Regions from separate parts of the Homo sapiens genome. Here all the other regions are linked to region 3. A link is a loop called in an ENCODE intact Hi-C map of the cell type or tissue named here. Cell type or tissue: endothelial cell of umbilical vein. All regions are shown on one strand. Region 1 holds the start of OSMR (oncostatin M receptor). Region 2 overlaps C9 (complement C9). Region 3 overlaps C9 (complement C9).

Region 1 (2,500 bases), 440 kb before region 3:
AATATAGGATTCTAAGATATGTTTATGGTCGATACTTGTTGATCACTCTTGGTTCCCTCCCCCACCCCCCTCCTACAACCTTGCTTTTGTGATACTTTCCAGGGTCCCCAAACTCAAACCAAACTAGGCTCAGCTGATCTGGAGCAAGGCCCCTTGCCTGCTGATTTGTCAGGCATCCAGACAGGCGAGGCTATGGGAGCTCCCGGTCCGAGGCTGCCTCGGAAGGCTCCTGTTATCCTCTAAGAGAGGTGAAATGCACCTTTCAAAGGCCCAGACACGGTAAAGATTGGATGGCATTTTTGGCCGGGCGCAGTGGCTGACGCCTGTAATCCCAGCACTTTGGGAGGCTGAGGCGGGCGGATCACGAGGTCAGGAGATCGAGACCATCCTGGCTAACACGGTGAAACCCCGTCTCTACTAAACATAGAAAAATTAGCCAGGCGTGGTGGCGGTCGTCTGTAGTCCCAGCTACTAGGGAGGCTGAGGCAGGAGAATGGTGTGAACCCGGGAGGCGGAGCTTACAGTGAGCCGAGATCGCGCCACTGCACTCCAGCCTGGGTGACACAGTGAGATGCCGTCTCAAAAAAAAAAAAAAAAAAAGGTTGAAGATTGGATGGCATTTTTAAGGGGAAAAGTAAACCATGTGTAGCATGTCGTAGCATTGGGAAATAAAGGTTTCGGGACTGTTGTAGCCGAAGAAACTTTGTCGGACAGGGCGTTTCTGGATAGAACGCGAGTAGGGGAAAAATGGGGACCGTTTGATTCGGTTCAAACACGTTTTCGTTGCTCTGGACGCCAAATGGAAACACGGCCAAAATTTAGTTAAAGGACTTCTCTTGCCTGAAGATTTTCGGACGGGGATCTCACGGGTTTGGCCTCTGGGTTGGGATGACAAGTGCCCCTGTGGGATACACAGCCCCAGGCCTCATCGGTCACTCGGCTTACCTCTGGTTCCGCCGGCTGGCCCGTGCGTCCTTGGCCGGGGCAGGAGCAGCGCTGCGCGCGGGGCACGGAGCCTCGGCCGCCGAGTTTTCGGTTTCCAAGTTTCCTTCCCAGGCCTCTCCCACTTCCTCTTCTCACCAGTGCCCGCCCGCCCGCAAAGTCCGGGTTGTGAGGCTGCGCCTCCCCCAGGATCGCGGCCGCCTCCCCCCGGGACTGAAGGGAGGGAATTCCTGTGGGTCCCAGGAGTGCCAAGAGTGCGCAGCAAGACGGGAAATTGCAAAAGACCTCACCCCTCTGCCCTCCCCCGCGGTTTTCCAGTAACTCCCGCCCCTCCGCGCTTGCCCCGCAGCTGATTCATAGCCCCGGCCCGGGCCGCCTCTGCACGTCCGCCCCGGAGCCCGCACCCGCGCCCCACGCGCCGCCGAGGACTCGGCCCGGCTCGTGGAGCCCTTCGCCCGCGGCGTGAGTACCCCCGACCCGCCCGTCCCCGCTCTGCTCGCGCCCTGCCGCTGCGCCGCCCTCGGTGGCTTTTCCGACGGGCGAGCCCCGTGCTGTGCGGGAAAGAATCCGACAACTTCGCAGCCCATCCCGGCTGGACGCGACCGGGAGTGCAGCAGCCCGTTCCCCTCCTCGGTGCCGCCTCTGCCCAGCGTTTGCTTGGCTGGGCTACCACCTGCGCTCGGACGGCGCTCGGAGGGTCCTCGCCCCCGGCCTGCCTACCTGGTGGGTGAAAACTAAATGATTCATTCCTTACAGGCCGCACAGTGCCGAGTCGCCCATTTCTCAGACTGTTTGAAATTCACCATCCCAGCGCCTTTTTCTCAAATGATGGTGGAATGTTTGTTGAGTGGAAAATTCCCACTTGAATCCCTCTTTCCTCTCTCCCAACACATCGTGTGGAGGAGTTCATTGCTTCCCCTACCTCTCCTCTCGTAACCCTTGACTCCCACCTGAGAGAGCCATTTTTCTGGGAATCCGTGTATCTCTCCCACCTGGTCCCTAGCGTAGAAGCGGGAGGAGCTCAAGCACAGGTGGAGAGAGGAATCCCCGGGCGACTCTGCAATAGCGTCCGTCCGGGGCGCTTACCTTCTTCTCCAGCCACTTGAGTGGAAGTGGCCCTCTACATTCTGGAAACCTAGGCACGGAGGGGTTCAGTAACTTGTCCAAGGCCATATGGCTAGCTGTGAGGGCACTGAAATCCGAGCCCGGCTCTCGCAGGCCAGGGCTTTACCCCTGACACCGCGATTCCTTTCTCGATAGTTCTTCATCTGCCCTTCATCCACCTACCCATGCATGCCTGCATCCGTCCATCCATCCTGCCTGCCTTGCTGCGGGAGGCACAGTGCTAGGTGCTGCTGATGGAGTGGCTTGGTAACAGACCTGCCTTGAAAACACTTTGGGAACAAGATATTCAAGAGAAGTAAATGGAAGGGTCTATGAAGGCAGAGAAGATAGAATTGAATGTAGGATACTTAGTTTGAGCTAGAAGGAATTCTGATGGAGGAGAAAGAAATTTTTAGGTTTTATTCCCAAGATTAAAACTGACTTTGGAACATGG
Region 2 (2,500 bases), 77 kb after region 3:
AATGGTGGTGCAGGGTGGGTAGAGACGAGTACAGAAATCAATAGGTATTCTCCAGACATGTTATGTTTGGGATGCCTACTAGATTTTTCAAGAAGAGATGTTGACTAAGCAATTGGTCACTGGGCTCAGGGAAACAATTGCACTGGAGATACAGATGTGAGAGTTGTCAGAGTCTAAGTGGTATTTCATCATAGGTATAGATGTGGGGATGTCGGCGTATAAGTGGCGTTTCACCATAGATATAGATGTGATGTTGTCAGAATATAAGAGGGTATTTCATACCACGAGACCGGATGCAAGGGAGTGGGTCTAGAGTAAAGTGGAGAAATGTGCCATTTTTTTTTAAGTTAAAATATGTTTGTATGTCATTGAGATTGATTCAGTAAAAGGGAGGTATTGATGCTGCAGGAGAAAAGTGGCAGCATTATTGGAGCAAAGTGCTCGATTAGGCTAGAGCAGAGGAAGCTGGTATGCAAGTGGACTGGTGAAGCTTCACAGGAGCATCACAGGCCTCACTTGGCTGAGGTGCAACAAGGGAACTTGACTGAGTTGTAATTGCCATTTCCTTGTTAGCATTCCTCACTAGATTGTAAGCCCAGTGAGGGCAGGGACCCTCCGTAATGTGTTCAACATTATACTGCAATTCCTGACACAACGTCTGGCTCATTCGACAAAGTTGATAACTGTTTGCTGTATTAAATGGACAAATACACAAATTATCCTATTTGGCCAAATGTAGTTCATAAATAAATATCTGTTCACTTGCATGGAATATAAAAATGAAAAACTTAGGCAAATATAACCAAAGTAGGAGGAAAAAGTGACATTTTAAATATCTTTGGTTTGTTAGATATCCAAAACTTTTCTATTAATGAATGTTTGGATATTTTTCCAGATTGTTGAGATAAATTGAATTAAAATAAATTAAATAATAGTTGCTAACATTTGTGAGTGCTTATATGTGTCACGAATTCTTCCCTTAAGCCTTTGTATTTATCATCTCACTTAATTCTTATATCATCCCTTAGATATCTACTACTATTATTATTATTATTATACTTTAAAGATGAGGACCTGAGCCACAGAGATGGTAAGGAATTGCCCTCAGATTAGACAGCAGCTACTTGGTGGCAGAGTTGGAATTGAAACCCGGACAACTTCTCTCCAGAGCCCAGGTAACTAGTCACTTTCAGGTCTTCTAAACCCCAATCTAGTACTCCTTAGTTATTTAAAAAGTGAAGAATAAATTAAATATGAAAGTAACTCCACTAAAACATACCACATAAAGTCAAAGGAAGAATGACAAACTGGGAAAAATATGTGTAATTCATATCAGAGACAAAGACTAATTTATGAAGTGATCATAGAAATATGTAAGAGAAAGACAGGAGACTCAATAGAACAATGGACAAAGGAAATGAATAGTTCGCGAAGAAAAACATATATATGGCCTTTCAATGTATGAAAAAAATGTGCAATCTGACTCAATAAGAGAAAGGCAAATTAAAACCGTGCCAAAATACCTATTTTTTTTTTAACCTATGAAGTTGACAAATATCAAAAGGTTGGCCTGTGGTTCCTGTCGCAAGGCTGTGAGAAACAAGTACTCTTACTCTGCTGGTGAAAGTGCAAAATAATACAAATAGGGCAATTTTAGCACTGTCACAAAGTGATTATCTTTTGACTCAGATCACTCTGGGAATTAATCCTCAGGTACACCTAACCACTTACAAAATGATATATAAACAAGGATATTCATTGCAACATTATTTCTAGTGCGAAAGATTGGAAACACCCAAATGTTCATCAGTAAGAATTAATCAGCTATGACAATGAGGAAGTTCCCACATATTGACTCAGAAAGTTATCCAGGACATGCCATGAAGTAAATAAAAAAAAAAAGGAAAGTAAAAGAAAGTAAAAAATAGTATATATAATATGATATCATTTGCAAAAGACTGGGAGAGAATAAGATTACGTATGAGTCTATGGTTTAACCTACAAAATAAGTACTGGAAGAATACTCAGAAACTTATATATGTGACAACCTGTAGAGGTAGGATGAGGTGGGAGCGAAGAAGTGTTTTTAAACTCTTTATATATACTTTACATATAATAACACAAATCTCACGGAAAGTTATGAGTAGGGAAAGTAAGATACTCAATGTATACCTTGTTTTATTTTTGATCTTTGAACCATGTGCATATTTTGTTATTTACAAGTTAGAGAGAAAAGGTAATGATAGCTACACTCACAGAGCACTTCCTGTTTGCCTGGCACTGTGCTAAGCATGTTGTCTTTGTTATCTCAGGTATTCCTCACAGCAGGACACATTATTATTCCCATTTAGCAGGTGAGGTACAGGTTTAGAGAAGTTAAGGAATTTACTTAAGGCGCAGAGCCAGTAAATTGTGGAGCTGGGATCGAACCCAGGCCACCTGGCTCCAGAAGCAACGCTCTGAGCTACTATTCTACTCTCATGGTGGTTTTAAACATTGA
Region 3 (2,500 bases):
TTATTGCTTTTCCAGTCGGTTACAGTATAAATGATCTCAGTAAATCAACCTAACAGTTCTAGGAAAGAGATATTATTTTCCCTGAGCATATTTTAGGGCTTAAGGGTTTAGTAACTTGCCCATTGTTAAATAGCCATGCCATCCCCTTTTCTTGGGCCATTTTGCTGCTCTTAGCATAATGGTAGGTAATGGGCATGAGGTGGGGGTGGAAGAGCAAAGAGTGGGGGCCAAATATCTGTCATAGGACAGATATTTGACTGTCCTGTGAATTACATGTGTATATAAAAATTGTTTCATTAAGGAAAAAAACTGAACTAGCCTTTGATCAGCTCTCGTGAGAATTGACTCACTTATCACAAGGAAAGCATGGGGGAAACTGCCCCTATGATCCAATCACCTCCCACCAGGTCCTTCCTTTGACACATGGAGATTACAATTTGAGATGAGATTTTGGTGGCAACACAGAGCCAGACCATATCATTTACCATTTTGGGCTGTTTTCATAAGTAAATATTGGGAGACTAATTTAGGAGATGCTATTGTTGGGTCCCATTAAACAATTAAAAGGGCTTGCAGGGGAGACAATTGTGTAAAGCCAGGGTGAGAATGCTGACCCACACGTCGAACACTAGACAACAGGTGTATGTTGACTGTCTACTCTGTGATCACTAGAATAAATAAGTGACCTGAATTTTGAGTATAAAAAGGGAAAAGTGTAAAAATGTAGCAAAACTCTGAGCTTCCTTTATCCATCAGGTCCTAGTGAACATAAATACCCATCCCACTTCTCTAACTTCTTTTGATACTGGCTTCTTTCGATAGTGATTTAGTATAACGATCCAACTTTCTGGACTGGGCTTCACAGGGCTGTTGTTTTCACCTGTCCTTTTCCTTGAATTGGTGGTGCACCCCCTCAGAGAGCATGTGGAGTAGGGGGCACCTATAATGCACTCCATTTGGGCAAACTAAGCTACATCTGCTCTCTCCAAACAACAGTCCACGCTGACACATGCTAGGCCTAGTGGGTCCTCATCTTTCCCGGTTTCTAGAGATTCTCCTTTAGTTTAGGCCTGGAGACTTTCTGCTCTGTGTTGATTACTGTTGAGCAGTTTCTGGTGTCTCAATAGTGCTCCCTGCTGGAGATGCTCTATCATCAGATATACCACCTTTGGCAAGAAGTCGGAGGACTCTCCATCAAGTGTGAACCTGGGCTGTTCCTGCTATTCATTACCCTAGAAAGGACTCTGATAAATCATTAAGCTAGCCCTAGGGGGTCTGGTCAAGGCTCAGCTCTTTTATTGTTTGACATTTGTAATTCCTAAGGGTGGAAGGAATTCTCAGGTGTTACTCTAATAACAGCCTTGAGCCAGATGCTCTCCATCAAAAACTCTCTCAATAGTGGATTGTTCAAGAACAGAGTTCAGTATTTATACACATTTAACAAATCTTACTCCTCTCTAATTCACACAGTGTTTTGAAGGGCAGGGGACAGAACTTCTCTGGAGCTCCCAGGGCAAATGCAAGACTCTTAAGGGCCAGGGCACATTTATTAGTATGATCTCCATATCATACCTAACATATTAAAATACATCCCACATCCAGTAATCTTTTTATTTGCTATTTAAAAACAATTTTGAAAATTATTTTTAAAAATTTTGCTTTTGAAATTATTTTCATGTAGGTAATTTAGTTACTGTTATCTCCCAGCAATCAAATGCATTCTTGTGAATTTCTGCCAAGTGAGAGAAAGTAACATAATTTATTTATAAATGTGTGAAATGTTTATTAATAGTAACAATAAAGTTAACATGATACATACTGATGTTTAAGCATTTATTAATTCTCATTTTGCATTTTTTTATTTTGATATATTTTTCCTCTTTTCTTTCTTTCTTTCCTTTTTTTAAAGAGTTCTCAGACCTTTCAAAAGGTCTCAGACCCTAAGCACCATGTTCTCTAATGAATAAGATTGTACAACCAATGTTAATCAGCTTCTCAGGTAGGTAACCTTACCTTATACAACTCATAAGGCTAGGTATTAAGTTGGACTATATAAAATTGATGTTTTTTCTTGTAAAATATGATCAAATAGAAGGAATTTCACATAATTTAAACTAATAGTTTATGTTCATTCTATTCTGCTACTGAACACTATCTATATTATTCCTTTCATCTAACTGGATTTTTGTACCCATTAACCAACTCCTCTTTATCTCCCTTCAGTCCTCTGGTAAACTAGTAGTTTTTGGTTACAAATATAATATGTTTTCCCCCTTGGACACATGGATTTAAATCGTAGAGCTAAGACTAGTAAAAGCAACTGCTGTGCACGTGGCTGGTGCTCAGCATTTGCTGAATGAATGTATGCACACCTAAGCAAATAACCAAACTAAACATAACAATGTAAATAAGAGTTAAATTGCATGGTACAGACGTGTGGTCATGGACCTGGCAGAATATGTTAACCATACAAAGCCGTTTGAAAATTACTTTGAAGTTT

What was found. Peaks named below come from ENCODE experiments on the same cell type or tissue, not always from the same donor. Only the 100,000 strongest peaks of a DNase experiment are listed, where the experiment ranks them.
Region 1: a loop joins it to region 3, with 3 times the contacts of the local background. A loop is called at or near these places in 3 of 110 quality-filtered maps.
Region 2: a loop joins it to region 3, with 4 times the contacts of the local background. A loop is called at or near these places in 3 of 110 quality-filtered maps.

What each region holds. Positions count from the first base shown.
Region 1 is chr5:38,844,723-38,847,222 of GRCh38, forward strand. OSMR (oncostatin M receptor) reads left to right here and starts at 1,290. Exons shown (of 18, transcript NM_003999.3): 1 at 1,290-1,665. OSMR-DT (OSMR divergent transcript) reads right to left here and starts at 1,107. Exons shown (of 4, transcript NR_109951.1): 1 at 946-1,107. In endothelial cell of umbilical vein, no CTCF peak of the experiment used is centred here; a DNase peak (open chromatin) is centred at 1,149; H3K4me3 peaks cover 1,817 bases; H3K27ac peaks cover 1,156 bases.
Region 2 is chr5:39,359,223-39,361,722 of GRCh38, forward strand. The region is part of intron 1 of C9 (complement C9); the gene reads right to left. Among named protein-coding and RNA genes, the nearest start is that of C9, 4.0 kb to the right of the region's middle. In endothelial cell of umbilical vein, no CTCF peak of the experiment used is centred here; a DNase peak (open chromatin) is centred at 1,439; H3K27ac peaks cover 2,203 bases.
Region 3 is chr5:39,282,382-39,284,881 of GRCh38, forward strand. C9 (complement C9) reads right to left here. Exons shown (of 11, transcript NM_001737.5): 11 at 1,759-2,500. Among named protein-coding and RNA genes, the nearest start is that of FYB1, 64 kb to the left of the region's middle. RefSeq lists a silencer at 789-953. In endothelial cell of umbilical vein, a CTCF peak has its summit at 1,127 (motif pointing left); a DNase peak (open chromatin) is centred at 1,120.